Regions from separate parts of the Homo sapiens genome. Here region 1 is linked to region 2. A link is an interaction called in ENCODE POLR2A ChIA-PET data of the cell type or tissue named here. Cell type or tissue: OCI-LY7. All regions are shown on one strand. Links, peaks and the distances in the headings refer to the core of each region. The heading gives the core; the rest is flanking DNA.

The links. ChIA-PET counts read pairs that join two places held together with the same protein. Peaks named below come from ENCODE experiments on the same cell type or tissue, not always from the same donor. Only the 100,000 strongest peaks of a DNase experiment are listed, where the experiment ranks them.
Region 1: POLR2A ChIA-PET joins it to region 2 with 8 read pairs; 2 of 35 experiments call an interaction of 5 or more read pairs at or near these places.

Annotation. Positions count from the first base shown.
Region 1 is chr3:66,463,900-66,471,978 of GRCh38, reverse strand. All of the region lies in intron 1 of LRIG1 (leucine rich repeats and immunoglobulin like domains 1), which reads left to right. Among named protein-coding and RNA genes, the nearest start is that of LRIG1, 33 kb to the left of the region's middle. In OCI-LY7, for the core only: no CTCF peak of the experiment used is centred there; no DNase peak of the experiment used is centred there; H3K4me3 peaks cover 30 bases; H3K27ac peaks cover 112 bases.
Region 2 is chr3:66,283,593-66,291,671 of GRCh38, reverse strand. The region is part of intron 5 of SLC25A26 (solute carrier family 25 member 26); the gene reads right to left. Among named protein-coding and RNA genes, the nearest start is that of SLC25A26, 67 kb to the right of the region's middle. In OCI-LY7, for the core only: no CTCF peak of the experiment used is centred there; no DNase peak of the experiment used is centred there; H3K4me3 peaks cover 412 bases; H3K27ac peaks cover 2,147 bases.

The DNA of each region.
Region 1 (8,079 bases), core at 2,572-6,571, 180 kb before region 2:
CCTGGATTTTGCATTGGTGGTTTCATAGGAAGCTAATCAGTCTCCTGAAAGTGGACATTTAGCAGGGGCCAGGGGCGGATGTGGAGGGGTAAAGGTGGAAGTTTTAGGAAAGGAAAACAGTAATCCGTGACCAGAGAAGCTTTGGTGGACTTTACAAAGCACTTGGTGAACCTGGGATTCCAAATGTATCCACCAGGTTAATGTGTCCTTTTTCTCAGTTTTACCCATCCCATATTTCCTGTCCCTTTTGCCTGACTTGTTTTCAGTACTCCAGAAGCAAAAGTCTCCGTTTTCTGCCGCAGTAGAGCGTGGTTTTCATTTATGAGAACCCTCTGCCATCCTTTAACTGAGAGAACCTCTGGGTTTTACCTCTGGCCGCCCTTCATCCCCGCCATGCCCTCCGTCCCTGCTGGTTGGGATGGATGAGCCTTTGCTCTCCCTGCAGCGGCTGGGGCCCTAGGCTGTCAGGGCACCTCGGGGAAGAGTTCAGTGGGAGCAGGGAGCACCTGGCTCCAAGGTTCCAACCCCCCTCTGTTCTGCAGAATGACTGGGCTCCCAGGAGGTAAAGATTCAGCTCTGTTACTGGATGGGGTGAGGATAGGGGGGCTATTGTGCAGGTGATGAGTTTGCCAAGTCCTGTAGAGCTTAAGGACTATGTGAAAGTTAGTGAATTAGTGTTTCTTTTTGGAGATGATAAAGTAGAGAATAGGCGATCCTGAATGACCAGACTTCTGACCCATCTCTTCCCGCTCCCCATTTCCAAGCCTCTGCAAAGCACTTCTCTAATAGCAAAGCCAAATGGTGGCTGTAGGCACCTCTTGCCTGCTGGGGTGGCCATGGTGATATTCCCTTTGTGGCAGGTCTGTGGGAGGGTCAGCCTCTGGCAGCAGCTATTCCCTGCCCAAATTCCTTTTGCTTGTAAAGTCCCCACCAACTGCAGAGCTGGTGTGTTGGAGCGCCTCTTCTTAATTAAATTAATTAATCTTTAGGGGTTAATGATGCACATACCATATTAACAAGAGACTATTATGGGAAATTTGTGGGCTTTCCTCAGTACTAAACTGCACTAAAGATGAGACTGCTTAAAGTAAAACAAAACAAAACCCATTATAGCTAATTATTTTGTTTCTTTTTGGCCAAACTAAGATTTTTGGTAGGAAAGATCCTAGAATCTCCCATTTTAAGGGGTAGTATAGAAAGCAAATGCTAACTGCCTTCAGTGATGGTGAGAAAACAAATTGGGCCTCTTGATTATCTAGTTCAGAACTTTTAAGTAAATGAACAAGGCGATACTCTGTTCTTATGGAAATCAACTTTAATGGCCCCATAGATTAATGTTCGTGAGGGACCTGGCACTGGGGTTTGCTAAGGTTTATATAACCCTTGACTTAACCGCCTGGTGGGTTGTGGGTCTGGCAGCATGGGGCTATTCTTCTCAACTTTGCTGTAAAACCATTTGTGTCTTGCCCTTTCCTTTCTAGGAGGTCCTGACTTCTTGGCCTTTTTGTTTGCTTATTTTACTCCATGCCCTCCATTCCTTATTTTACTTTTCTGGCCTCGTTTCCCAGGACTCCTCTTCAAAAAAACATGCTCTTCTTCTAGGCTTAGCTGAAATCTTGCATTTTCAATAAACGTTTCTCATTACAGCTGATCTTTCCTGCTCTGGACGCCATCTGGCCTTCATTCATGTTATCCATGCTAGGGATGACAAACTCAGATCTCGGGCTGGGAAGATACTGCCGGTGAATAAAGAGGGCATGGGTGAGACAATAAGGAGTGGTGAGGTCTGTGGTCATTGGAATGCTTGGTAAATGCATGTAGTTGATTGTTTCTGTTAGGAATGCTGGCCCTCCGATTATTTTCAAGAAAAGCTGAAACTTTAGTTTTTGGTGAAAACTTTAGGTTTCTACCAACACTGTTCAGTCAGAAACAAGCAAGTTTCCCTGCAGCCCAGCTTTGTACCCACAAACTACCAATTTGTAGCTACTGATCTACCATTACAGAATGCTTGCAAGTGTCAGAGCCTTTGGCTGTGTTATTTGGTCAGTATTCTTTTTTTTTTTTTTTTTTTGGTAGGGACAGGGTCTCACTATGTTGCCCAGGCTGGTCTCAAATTCCAGGCCTAAAGTGATTCCCCGACTTTAGCCTCCGAAAGTGCTGAGATTTATAGGCGTGAACCACCACACCCGGCCAGGAGTCTTAACTTGACCAGTGGGTTGTAAACCACTTCAAGTCACAGACTAGATCTTATCCTAATTTGTTATCAGTTTATCACAGTGCAGTATACCTTGTAGACAATAAATATTTGTCAAATTTGACATTTGTTGGGTGCTAGAGGGAAAAGATGTAGACTTGTACTCAAATTAGCTACAGACCAGGATGACATGTGTGAACTAGTAAGGCCGAGAAGCACATGTAAGACCTTATGGGATCACAGAGGTAGGCATGAGTTTCTTCTCTCAGTTAACGTCACGGGCGTTAGACTTCAGAGGCCCACACTGATTATTATAGCTGATTTTTAAGGAGTAAAAATAGGCAATGAGTCTGGGTCCATATATAGCTGTATGTATATAGTATCTCCTATTTTGAGTCACTGTAGGTTTCCCTTATTTGCATAGATAATGGTCTATGTAAAATTTTCAGAAATGGAAATAACTGGTGACTCATTACTGACTTTGTGAGATACAACTGCCCAAAAGCTTACAAAATGAGCTATTTGTATCATGTTGAGATCTGAGTGATTTTTTTCATTTGATTATTTGCAGAATATGTTCTTTTGCCATAGGGAATATGTGGCTGCTTAGCTTACTGAAGAGAGGTAGCAGCAAGTACAGAACCTTCTCCTGAGTGGAGATCCTTGGATAGGATACTAGAGGAATGATTCCAGTTCAAGATACAATTTTGTCATCTTAATATAAGCCTTTAATGTGCATTATCCGCTTGTTCAGTTGTGGTTTTTGGTTAACAAGGGGAAGCATCACAATACAAAAAAAGGTAAGAACATCTAATATTCTGGGATTTGAACGAAGTCTTATTCTCTTTTATAAAACCTTACAACATGGGAACATAATGTGGTGATTTCATTGGAGCTTGATGTGTACTATGTAATTCCTCAGAAAGTAAAAATGCAGCAGAAACAGTCTTAAAAGCTTAAAGGATTAAATAACTTAAACATTGTTGCATGTTCTTCCTTATTTGCACCCGCTGAAATTTTGAAAGGACGAATCACCTTTTTCCACCTTTTTCTGGTGAGTCCCAAGCAGGCAATTTTTTAACGAGTGGCTGACAGTGCACGTTCTGAGGTTGAGAAAGAGATGAATCGCCAGAGCCCACGGCTCCCAGGCCAGAGCTGGGTGCCCACTGGTGCTCAGAAGTTGGGTTGTTGGATTGCCTCACACTTACTTTCCAGCTGTATTAATGCAGTTTAGCAAACATCTGAAAGCTTAAAATATGCAAAATACTGTGGCGCTCAGGAGTCCAGACAGAATTGAGTAATGGGAAATAGGCTAGCCTGGAAACCAAACCAAGTATGAAAACCTCATTCTTCAGGGAATGCTTGTCACGGATTTAGGACCAATTCCTTCCACTTTGAATTATTCTGTTAATGTTGAAAAATGGAGCCATGGGTTGCGCTCCTCTTCACAGTGAGAGATTTTGTCTGTGTTCGTCAGTGGTCTGTGAGCAATGCTTGCTTTTGGGGATGAAGTGATAATTCTGTTGTCTAACGAAGTGGGGTTGTTTCCTCACCACAGCTTACTCAAAAGTAAACAACTTTTTATCCCTCAACTTCCAAGGAGTCAATGAATTACTGTTCACCAGCTTTGAATAACATTTGCCAAGTTTGTAATATGTGGTTCTGGTTGTAATCCAGGAAGGTGCTTGTCAGATTAGATAAATACCGTTTAAGCCTATAGAATTATACTCTGAGGGCAGTTTTTATTAAGAATGTCTTCCTCATAACTTCAGTTTTTGAAGGCTCTTTCCCTTGTTGAGATGGTTCAGAACTTTTTGTGTGCTCAAAGGACTTGTGTTAATATCAGTGTCCATCCCTCACCACAGCCTTTTACATAGTTCTCGAGTTATTGGGTAGCTCAGATTTGTGTTTTAGATTCAAGTTGCTTCTGTAGGTGACATTTAACTTGAAATGTTTGTGGATTATTTCATGATATAGATATATTCGTTGGTTATTTTGTAATTCAGACACAGCACAGTTTAATAGAAATTTCAGTGCTGATAGAAATAACCTCTGTCTGCATTGTACATTTTGATAGCCACTAGCCACGTGGTACTGTTGAACACTTGAAATATAGCTAATGTGGGCTGGGCGTGGTGGCTCACGCCTGTAATCCCAGCACTTTGGGAGGCCGAGGCGGGCACATCACGAGGTCAGGAGATCAAGACCATCCTGGCTAACACGGTGAAACCCTGTCTCTACTTAAAAAATACAAAAAATTAGCTGGGCGTGGTGGCAGGTGACTGTAGTCCCAGCTACTGGGGAGGCTGAGGCAGGAGAATGGTGTGAACCCAGGAGACGGAGCTTGTAGTGAGCGGAGATGCACCGCTGCACGCCAGCCTGGGCGACAGAGCGAGACTCCATCTCAAAAAAAAAAAAAAAAAAAAATAGCTAGTGTGGCCAAGGAACTGAATTCTTAATTTTATGTAATTTTAATTTCATTTAAATATACATGTAAATAGCCAGTGGCTACTAAATTGGACAGCACAGATTTAGATAGTGGTGGGGATTTTGCAGCTATTGAAGGACTTTAGCTCTTCGGATTCCTTGGGGTTGGGGCAAGGGGACTTGTTAGGAAACGTGCTCAGCGAGCAAACTGTTGTTGTGCACTGGTAAACAGTTTGCTTTTCAGACACGCCTGGATAAAACTTGAGCTGTCCTCTGCAGAGGTGCCTCTTGTGTGTTCAGCGAACGGTGGGCTGAACGGTCATCTTTCAGCAGATTAGCTGAAAGAACATCTATTGCTGGGCTCAGTTGTTCAGAGATCTGCGCACCCTTTGTGCAAGAGCAGGGAAAATTTGTGTTATGACAATGGCTGACAGAATGTTTAATTAAAGCTGCAATTGGCAGTAACTAAATTCTCCGAGGTTTCTTTCCTCTCCTCTTTGCTACTGAAAGGTGCAGAAATGCTTTTGACAGCATCTTTCCTACTGACAGATGAATTGTTTTGACAGGAGAATTTGAAACCTTCAACTGAAGACACATTCAGATGTCAGGCCTGGTACAGGGCGATCGTGTTCATAGAAATAAGTGAGATGCTTTAGATGTGTGTGCATGTCAGCTGCCACCTGAAAGAAAGGCCTCATTAAAGATTTTCACTGATTAACTCTTTGATTGTTCTTGGGATCTCAGATGGGAATTCACGCTGCTTGCTGCAGAGCTCTTGGGCTAAGTGTATTTTCTTAATTACTGAGAAATGCGTGTTATCAGTAAGCAGTGAAAAGTCTTGAAAAAACTAAGTAATTTTAAAAATTTGGAAAAAAAATGGCAATGTTGATAGCAACATCATTCACAATAGCCAAAAGGAGGAACAACCCAAATGTCATCTGTGATGAATGGATACACAAAATGTGGTATATACATACATGGGAATATTAGTTAGCCTTAAAAAGAAATGAAATTCTGCCAGGTGCAGTGGCTTACTCCGGTAATCCTATCACTTTGGGAGGCTGAGGTGGGAGGATTGCTTCAGGCCAGGAGTTCAAGACTAGCCTGGGCAATATAGGGAGACCCTCCCCCCACCATGTCTACTAAAAAAGTAAAATTTAGCCAGGTGTGGTGGTGTGTGTGCCTGTACTCCCAGCTACTTGGGAGGCTGAAACAGGAGGATCACTTGAGCCCAAGAGTTTGAGGCTGCAGTGAGCCATGACTGCACCACTGCATTCCAGCCTGGGTGACAGAGTGAGACCCTGTCTCTAAAAAAAATGAAATTCTGACACATGTGACAACATGGATGAATCTTGAAGACATTATGTTAAGTGAATTAAGCCACTCACAAAAGGACAAATATTCTATAATCTACCAACATGAGGTACTTAAGAGTAGTCAGATTCTTAGAGACAGAAGTAGAATGGTGGTTGCCAGGGGCTAGGACAGAGGGGAATGAGGAGCTAGTGTTCAGTGAGTACAGACTTTCAGTTTGGGATGTTGAGAAACTTCTAAAGTTCTGGAGATGGACGGTGGTGATGGTTGCACAACAGTGTGAAGGTACTCGGTGCCACTGAAGAGTACACTTAAAAATGGTTACAAAGGCAAATTTTATGTTATATGTATTTTACCACATTAAAAAAATTATGCTCAGGCCGGGCACGGTGGCTCACACCTGTAATCCTAGCACTTTGGGAGGCTGAGGCAGGTGGATCACCTGAGGTCAGGAGTTTGAAACCAGCCTGGCCAACATGGTGAAACCCTGTCTCTACTAAAAATACAAAAAAATTAGCCGGGCATGGTGGCAGGCACCTGTAATCCCAGCTACTCTGGAGGCTGAGGTAGGAGAATTGCTTGAAAACAAGAGGTGGAGGTCACAGTGGGCCAAGATCATGCCACTACACTCCAGCCTGGGCGACAGAGCAAGACTCGTCTCAAAAAAAAAAAAAAAAAAAAAAAAATTATGCTCAGAGTTTGTCTTCTTGAATTGGGCCAACAAGAAAGTGTCTCTGAGGATTTTATTTCATATTGTAGTTCCTGGGGAGAATGTGGTAACTATTTTCCTTATTTCCCAATAAACCTATTGAGGATCTACAGCTGGCTCCACTCTTTAGGCCCACTTGCTTCTCAGACTTAAAAACCAGAACAGCCCCTTGTCCACAGCAGAAAGGGACGTGAGCCTTGGTGGCTGTCTTCTTTTTTGCCAACAGGTGCTCTGAGAGGAGAGTTACCCTTTCTGGGTAGCACCCTAACACTTGAATGTTGATAGGTGGCTTTTCTAGTTAATTCCAGCTGACCCCGTGAAAACTTAACGTTTCCACTTCTAAGTGTGTTCATCTCTGTTGCTGCTTGTTGGCATCTCAGTGTTAAGTCCTGATACTGCTAGGCTTCTAGATAGTACTGGAATGGAAGACCCTTTGCTCAAGTAGCCTTACCTAAAAAGCAAAATTTTTATAACATTTTTGAAATGTGAATACATTTTGTCTGCTCTTTAAGGGAAAGACAAACCCAAGGGTGTTGTGACTTAAATGGTTTTATACCAAGTTGCTGAAGACTTTGGATACTTGCTGGGTGGGAAGTGAGGGAAGTTATCTCATTTCAGATAGTCCCAAACCGAGCCATCAGTTTAATTGCGTAAGACCTGGTGAGCCCTAGCTCTATCCAGGCCACATGTGTAAGCCAGAAACATATGTTCCCTTTGAACCTAATGGCCTCAAGAGTCAGTGGCCCAGATCAGAGGCAAAAACTGGCGATCCTCAAGCCAAATGGGGCCTGCAGATATGTGAAATCTTTTCAGTTTTTTTTTTTTTTTTAAGTAATAAAGCAACCCTGAATGGGCCAAACAAAACATGAATTCAGATCGTGAGCCTCTGAGAAGACGGGTCTGCACTGGCCCTTGTTTCGGGGGACAAGAAGCAAATGCCCCTTTAGGTGTGCGGCAGGCACTTCCGTGTCAGCCTTGTTACACACAGGGCAGGCTCACCAGCCCTCTCTTACTTGCTTGTCCTCTAAGCTCTTGCCTTTGTGGTTTCTGAGTATTTCTCTAATATCCCTTCCTGCTTCACAACTCCTGTTACCTATGATGATACAAAAGTTACAGTCATCGTAAACTCCCAGTATCTTTACACCCAGAAACAATATTTCCATCCCCCTTTTTATGATAATCTGCTCAAAATAGAAGAAAATCTCAGTCTATTAAGTCCTTTTTCTAATGTGGGAGAATTCTCTCAATTTCTAGATTTTCTTTCTCAAGTCTAAGTTGGGATTTCTGGGTACCCATTAACAAATACCCCCAGGCACAGACAAGCTCACACTTGAGTTCAATATGCGGTTTAAAGCATTACCACCTTCAGTCTTTATGGTAACATAATCTCTGGACAAATTGCTTTTAATTCAGGCTGTACCCATGAATACAGAAG
Region 2 (8,079 bases), core at 2,178-6,177:
TAGTCTCTCAGATCACAGTGCAATCAAATTAGAACTCAGGATTAAGAAACTCATTCAAAACCGCACAACTACATGGAAACTGAACAACCTGCTCCTGAATGACTACTGGTTACAAAACGAAATTAAGGGAGAAATAAATAAGTTCTTTGAAACTGATGAAAGCAAATACACAACGTACCGGAATCTCTGGGACACAGCTAAAGCAGTGTTTTAGACGCATATTTATAGCACTAAATGCCAACAGGAGAAAGCAGGAAAGATCTAAAATAGACATGCTAACATCACAATTAAAAGAACTAGAGAAGAGCAAACAAATTCAAACGCTAGCAGAAGACAAGAAATAACTACGAGCAGAAATGAAGGAGAAAGAGACACAAAAAAACCCCCCAAAAACACAATTAATTTAGGAGCTGATGTTTTGAAAAGGTTAACAAAATAGACCACTAGCCAGACAAATAAAGAAGAAAAGAGAGAAGAATCAAACAGACACAATAAAAAGTGATAAAGGGGATATCACCACTGAACCCACAGAAATACAAACTACTATCAGAGAATACTATAAACACCTCTATGCAAATAAACAAGAAAATGTAGAGGAAATGGATAAATTCCTGGACCCATACACCCTCCCAAGACTAAACCAGGAAGAAGGTGAATCTCTGAATAGACCAATAACAGGCTCTGAAATTGAGGAAGTAATTAATAGCCTACAAACCAAAAAAGGCCCAGTACCAGACGGATTCACAGCCGAATTCTACCAGAGGTACAAAGAGGAGCTGGTACCATTCCTTCTGAAACTATTCCAAACAATAGAAAAAGAGGGGCTCCTCCGTAATTCATTTTATGAGGCCAACATCATCCTGATACCAAAACCTGGCAGAGACACAACAAAAAAAGAAAATTTCAGGCCAATAACCCCGATGAACATGAATGTGAAAATCCTCAATAATATACTGGCAAACCGAATCCAGCAGCACACCGACAAGCTTATCCACCATGATCAAGTCAGCTTCATCCCTGGGATACAAGGCTGGTTCAACATATGCAAATCAACAAATGTAATCCATTACATAAACAGAACCATGACAAAAACCACATGATTATCTCAAATGATGCAGAAAAGGCCTTCAATAAAATTCAACATCTCTTCATGCTAAAAACTCTCAATAAACCAGGCATTGATGGGACGTATCTCAAAATATTATGAGCTGTTTATGACAAAACCACAGCCTGTATCATATTGAATGACCAAAAGCTGGAAGCATTCCCTTTGAAAACTGACATAAGACAAAGATGCCCTCTCTCACCACTCCTATTCAACAGAGTATTGGAAGTTCTGGCCAGGGCAATCAGGCAAGAGAAACAAATAAACGGTATTCAAATAGGAAGAGAGGAAGTCAAATTGTCTCTGTTTGCAGATGACATAATTGTACATTTGGAAAACCCCATCGACTCTGCCCAAAATCTCCTTAAGCTGATAAGCAACTTCAGCAAAATCTCAGGATACAAAACCAATGTGCAAAAATCACAAGCATTTCCATACACCAATAATAGATAAACAGCCAAATAATGAGTGAATTCCCATTCACAATTGCTATAAAGGAAATAAAATACCTAGGACTACAACTTACAACAGATGTGAAGGACCTCTTCAAGGAGAACTACAAACCACTGCTCAAGGAAATAAGAGACCACACAAATAAATGGAAAAACATTCCATGCTCATGGATAAGAAGAATCATTAACGTGAAAATGGCCATACTGCTCAAAGTAATTTATAGATTCAATGTTATTCCCATCAAGCTACCATTGACTTTCTTCACAGAATTAGAAAAAACTACTTTAAATTTCATACGTAATCAAAAAAGAGCCTGCATAGCCTAGTCAATCCTAAGCAAAAGAACAAAGCTGGAGGCATCACGCTACCTGACTTCAAACTATACTACAAGGCACAGTAAACCAAAACAGCATGGTACTGGTACCAAAACACATATACAAACCCAAGGGACAGAACAGAGGCCTCAGAAATAACGCCACACATCTACAACCATCTGATCTTTGACAAACCTGAAAAAAGCAATGGGGGAAGGATTCCCTACTTAGTAAATGGTGTTGGGAAAACTGGCTAGCCATAAGCAGAAAACTCAAAATGGACCCCTTCTTTACTCTTTATACAAAAATTAACTCAAGATGGGTTAAAGACTTAAACGTTAGACCTAAAACCATAAAAACCATAGAAGAAAACCTAGGCAATACCATTCAGGACACAGGCATGGGCAAAGACTTCATGACTAAAACACCAAAAGCAATGGCAACAAAGCCAAAATTGACAAAGGGGATCTAATTAAACTAAAGAGCTTCTGCACAGCAAAAGAAACTATCATCAGAGTGAATAGGCAACCTACAGAATAGGAGAAAATTTTTGTAATCTATCCCTCTGACAAAGGGCTAATATCCAGAATCTACAAGGAACTTAAATTTACAAGAAAAAAACAAACAACCCCATCAAAAACTGGGCAAAGGATATGAACAGACACTTCTCAAAAAAAGACATTTATGTGGCCAACAAACATATGAAAAAATGCTCATCATCAATGGGCATTAGAGAAATGCAAATTAAAACCACAATGAGATACCATCTCATGCCAGATAGAATGACAATCATTAAAAAGTCAGGAAACAACAGATGCTGGAGAGGATGTGGAGAAATAGGAATGCTTTTACACTGTTGGTGGGAGTGTAAATTAGTTCAACCATTGTGGAAGACAGTGTGGCAATTCCTCAAGGATCTAGAACCAGAAATACCATTTGACCCAGCAATCTCATTACTGGGTATATACCCAACAGATTATATATCATTCTACTATAAAGACACATGCACAAGTATGTTTATTGCGGCACTATTCACAACAGCAAAGACTTGGAACCAACCTAAATGCCCATCAATGATAGACTGGATAAAGAAAATGTGGCACATATACATCATTGAATACTATGCAGCCATAAAAATGGATGAGTTCATGTCCTTTGCAGGGACATGGATGAAGTTGGAACCCATCATTCTCAGCAAAGTAACACAGGAACAGAAAACCAAACACTGCATGTTCCCACTCATAAGTGGGAGTTGAACAATGAGAACACATTGACACAGGGAGGGGAACATCACACACTGGGGCCTGTCGAGGGGTAGGGGATGGCTACAGGAGGGATAGCATCAGGATAAATACTTAATGTATAAGACGGGTTGATGGTTGCAGCAAACCACCATGGCACATGTATACCTATGTAACAAACCTGCACATTCTGCACATGTATCCCAGAACTTAAAGTTTAATTTTTTTAAAAAAAATGCTTTCCAATGTCAACATATCAATTCCTTTACTCTACCCTTCCTTTTTCTAAGTTGTCTAAAAGGACTGCCCAGAATTCAACTCATTCAGAGACAGGGATTCACTCCTTCACTGTCTATTTGTTCTTATCTTGTCAGTACTCCAACACTTTAAAATATCCAATTACTGAGTGTTCAACTACTAATGAACTGCTTTACAAATATCCATGAATTTCCACACACAAATAGGAGAAGCTGTCTAGGGGCAGAATCTCTCTCCTCTGTCCCATCCACACATGGCTAATTCTACACCTCTGTACCCTACACTTACTCTATAAATGTTTTCTGGTGAACTAAAAATTACTGGGTCACCACTTCAGTAACAATATTATTCTCAAAACTACAGCAAACGTTTGAGTGATAGTGTACAAAGAAAATTTCTATAATCTGTCCTCTGCATTAAAAACTTCACATTAATTCCATGATTTTTAGAGTTTCAATTCTAAGAAGGCAGTGCTACAATAAGAAGCAAATAATTTAGGTTCTAGGTTTATTTCAGCACAAAGTAAACAGTAATCTTAGCAACTCACTTCAGATTATGTATTTTATAGGATATTGTAAGGAAGACAACTCAAAGCAAAGATCCTTCGTGCTTGGATAAAACAAAATACACAGCACCTTTTCCTCATTCCCGTAGGTGAATGTTGAAATTATTTTTACTACATGATAATGCAACAGCAAGAATTTTAAAAACTAATGGCACAATCTATATAAGGAAGTAATAGTAACTATATTATGAATCAAAAAAGAGGAAGAACTGAGCTTCTAATCCACTGTCTACATATTAACAGTATAGTAATGCAAGAGAAAATAGGCATGTTCAGAAAAATAGAGACAGAAAAAAAGTGAAAGATACCGAATTATTGAACTGTAAAAACAGTGACTAAAAAGTCAGTCCTTTCTATCACTTAAAAAAGAAAAAGGAACAAAGAGATGTTTTAGGAGAGAAAAGACAGAAAACAGTTTGAGATTTTTTTTTTTTTTTTTTGAGACGGAGTCTCGCTCTGTCGCCCAGGCTAGAGTGCAATGGCGTGATCTGGGCTAACTGCAAGCTCCGCCTCCCAGGTTCACGCTATTCTCCTGCCTCAGCCTCCTGAGTAGCTGGGACTACAGGCGCCTGCCACCACGCCTGGCTAATTTTTTGTATTTTTAGTAGAGATGGGGTTTCTCCGTGTTAGCCAGGATGGTCTCAATCTCCTGACCTCGTGATCTGCCCACCTCAGCCTCTCAAAGCACTGGGATTGCAGGCGTGAGCCACCGCACCCAGCCTGCTTTGAGACTTTTTTAAGATAGCCATCATATCAATTAAAAAAAACAAACAGGCCAGGCACGGTGGCTCATGCCTGTAATCCCAGCACTTCAGGAGGCTGTGTTGGGCAGATCACATGAGGCCAGGGGTTCAACACCAGACTGGCCAACATGGTGAGACCCCGCCTCTATTAAAAATACAAAAATTAGCAGGGCATGGTGGTGCACACCTGTAATCCCAGCTACTCAGGTGGCATTTGAATCCAGAAGGGAGGCTGCAGTGAGCTGAGATCACGCCACTGCACCCCAGCCTTGGTGGCAGAGCAACACCCTTGTCTCGAGAAAAAGAAAATTAAATTAAAAAACGAAGGGAAAGGTCTCAGAAAATCAAAACATCATCTTTCAAGACTGGGATATTCAAAAATATGAAAACAAACACCTAAATAAAGAAAAATAAAGACATTGCTTGGAACCTATATATACAGATTCCTTAATATATATATTTCTTCCAGCTACAGACCCATACAAATCTGGCCAACTGATTTTTTTAAAAGATGCAAAAGCATTTCAGTGAGGAAAAAAAAAATCTTTTCAACAAATGCTGTTAGAATAACTAGACATCTATATATGCAAAAAACAAACTTTGAGCTAAACCTCACCCCTTAAATAAAAATCAACTCAAAATGGATTATAGATGTAAATGTAAAACATAGAGCTATAAAACTTTTAGAAGAAAACATGGGAGAAAACCTTAATGACTTAGAGTTAGGCAGAGTTCCTAGAGATGACATCCAAAGTACAATTCATAAAAGAAAAAATGAACTGAACTTTACCAAAATTTAAAACTTTAACTTTGCAAATAATACTGTTTAGAGAAATTACAAGTTACAGATTATTAGAAAATACTGCAAATCACCTAAGGGCAAAGGATGAGCATTCCAAATATATAAAGAACTTTCGAAACTCCCAAAGAAACCGTACAATTAAAAATGAGAAAAAGACTGAACAGATACTTCACGATAAAAAGATGCAAGGATGCCAAATAAGCATATGAAAAGATGTTCAACATCATTAGCCATTAGGGAACTGAAAATTAAAACCACTATGAGAAACAGCATCAACTCCTGGGAGTAGTTTGTTGGTCTTCCCTGCATTATTTCCCCTCTAGTAAGGGCAGGGTGCTTGTTTCTGTGGTTAGCTCCCAGAAGGGCAATGTGGTTCGTTCCAGGCCTCAGAAACACCAGAATACATCTGGCTTCAAATATAACAAGTTTTGGGCCAGGCGTGGTGGCTCATGCCTGTAATCCCAGCACTTTGGGAGGCCAAGGCAGGTAGATCACTTGAGGTCAGGAGTTGGAGATCAGCCTTGCTAACAGGGTAAAACCCCATCTCATTTAAAAATACAAAAATTAGCCAGGAGTGCTGGTGGGTGCCTGTAGTCCCAGCTACTCAGGAGGCTGACGCTGGAGAACCACTTGAACCCGGGAGGCAGAGGTTGCAGTGAGCCATGACTACACCACTGCACTCCAGCCTGGGATTATTTAAAAGAATTTATTACCTAGTATTACCAAACTAAACAAGATTCAGAATTGATAGCTGTATAAGAACTACCTTATGTAAAAGTAAGATGACATTATATTGGTAGCCTCAAAAATTGGTCCTCAGTAAGTGCCTTTGATAAATTTATCTCAGGTAAACAACTCACATAGCAAAAATCCCCTTACTTCGCTTGTTACAAAGCAAATGCAGGGTTTTTTAAAAAAAATAATAATAATGTTTAACAAGTGGATAGCAATCTTTCTTTGAAAGTATTTTTATATACCTCATTACACTGTTTTTACCTTTCTTCTCCTGTGAAATATGTATATGAAAAATGCATATAATTCATATGGATTGTTTAATAGATAATTATAAAGGAAAGCTCACACATTTACTCAGGTAAAGAAATGACCAGCACCAGAAGACCCCTACTAGGCTCTTCCTCAGCAAAAGTTCATCCTTCTTCCCAGAGTTGGTACTATCCTTAATTGTGGTATTTTCTTATCATTTTACTACCCATGTTTGTACTCCAAAACCATATAAATTAGCTTTAATCTGATTTTTAACTCTTTCCTATCCTTTTATGTTGAAAAATCTCAAACCTACAAAATGGTAACAAAATAGCTCAATGAATTTTTGCATATTCTTCACCCAGATTCCCAAATATTATTAACCTTTCGCCGTGTTTTCTTGATATCTCAATAGATGGATATAAATATATATTTGCTGCACCATTTGAAAATGTGGCAAGCACTGCTTCTGAACTGTGTATGAGCACTTACCCTATATGACTTTGCATCTCTTGTTATGAAATTTGTTGAGATTGATCCATGTTGTTGCAAGAGCTGCAGTTTGTTCTTTTTACACTACTGTGTATTATTCCATGCACTTACATATCATAGTTTATTTTTTCTCATATTGAGAAACATTTATCTCAAATTGTTCCTGTTATAAACAATATTGATATGCATATTGTTGCATGTGTCTCTTGGTGCACATGTGCATTTCTGTTAGGTATACACCTGCCAGTGGTGGAGAAAATCAGCTTATATGGATCTTCAGTTTTACTGTATCATATGAAACTATTTTTTCAGAAGGACTTTATTCCCTCTCTGATAGCAATGGATTAGAGTTCCAGCACTCAGCATTCTTTCTAACATTGCTCTATTGCCCAGACTGGAGTACAGTGGCATAATCTAAGCTCATTGCAGCCTCCACTTCCTGGGCTCAAGTGATTCTCCCACCTCAGCCTCCCAAGTAAATGGGACTATGGGTGTGCACCACCACAGGCAGCAATTTTTTAAAAATTTTTTGTAGGAACATGGTCTCACTATGTTGCCCAGGCTAGTCTCAAACTCCTGGGCTCAAGTGACCCTCTTGCCTCAGCCTCCCAAAGTGCTGGGATAACAGGCATGAGCCACCATGCCCAGTCTATCCCGAAATATTTAAGTGTGTAATATTAATTGACTTTAAAATATTTTAGCATAAAAAAGTGAAGACACAGATAACATTTCAGTGGCATCAGAAAATATTACCTAGGAATAAATTAAGAAAATTCAAAACGGTCAACAAATTTATAAAGTATTATCGAAACATTAAAGAAAATGGAGATTAAAGTAAATGGAGATACCATGTTCAAGAGATAGAAGTCTCAATATTCTAAACTTAGAGTCTTATAGAAAGTTTCTCTCTCATAAATATGTGTGGTTCTTTTTTGCAAATAAATTTATTTTCTGGACTATTTAACTTTTGTGATTCAAGAGTCAACTAAGATTAAAACAATAATAAATAAAACCATTATGGGGTATTATTACACACCTACTAAAATGGCTAAAATAAAAATCCTGACAGTAATCAAGTGCTAACCATATACTGCTGGTGGGGATGTAAAATTGTACAGCCAC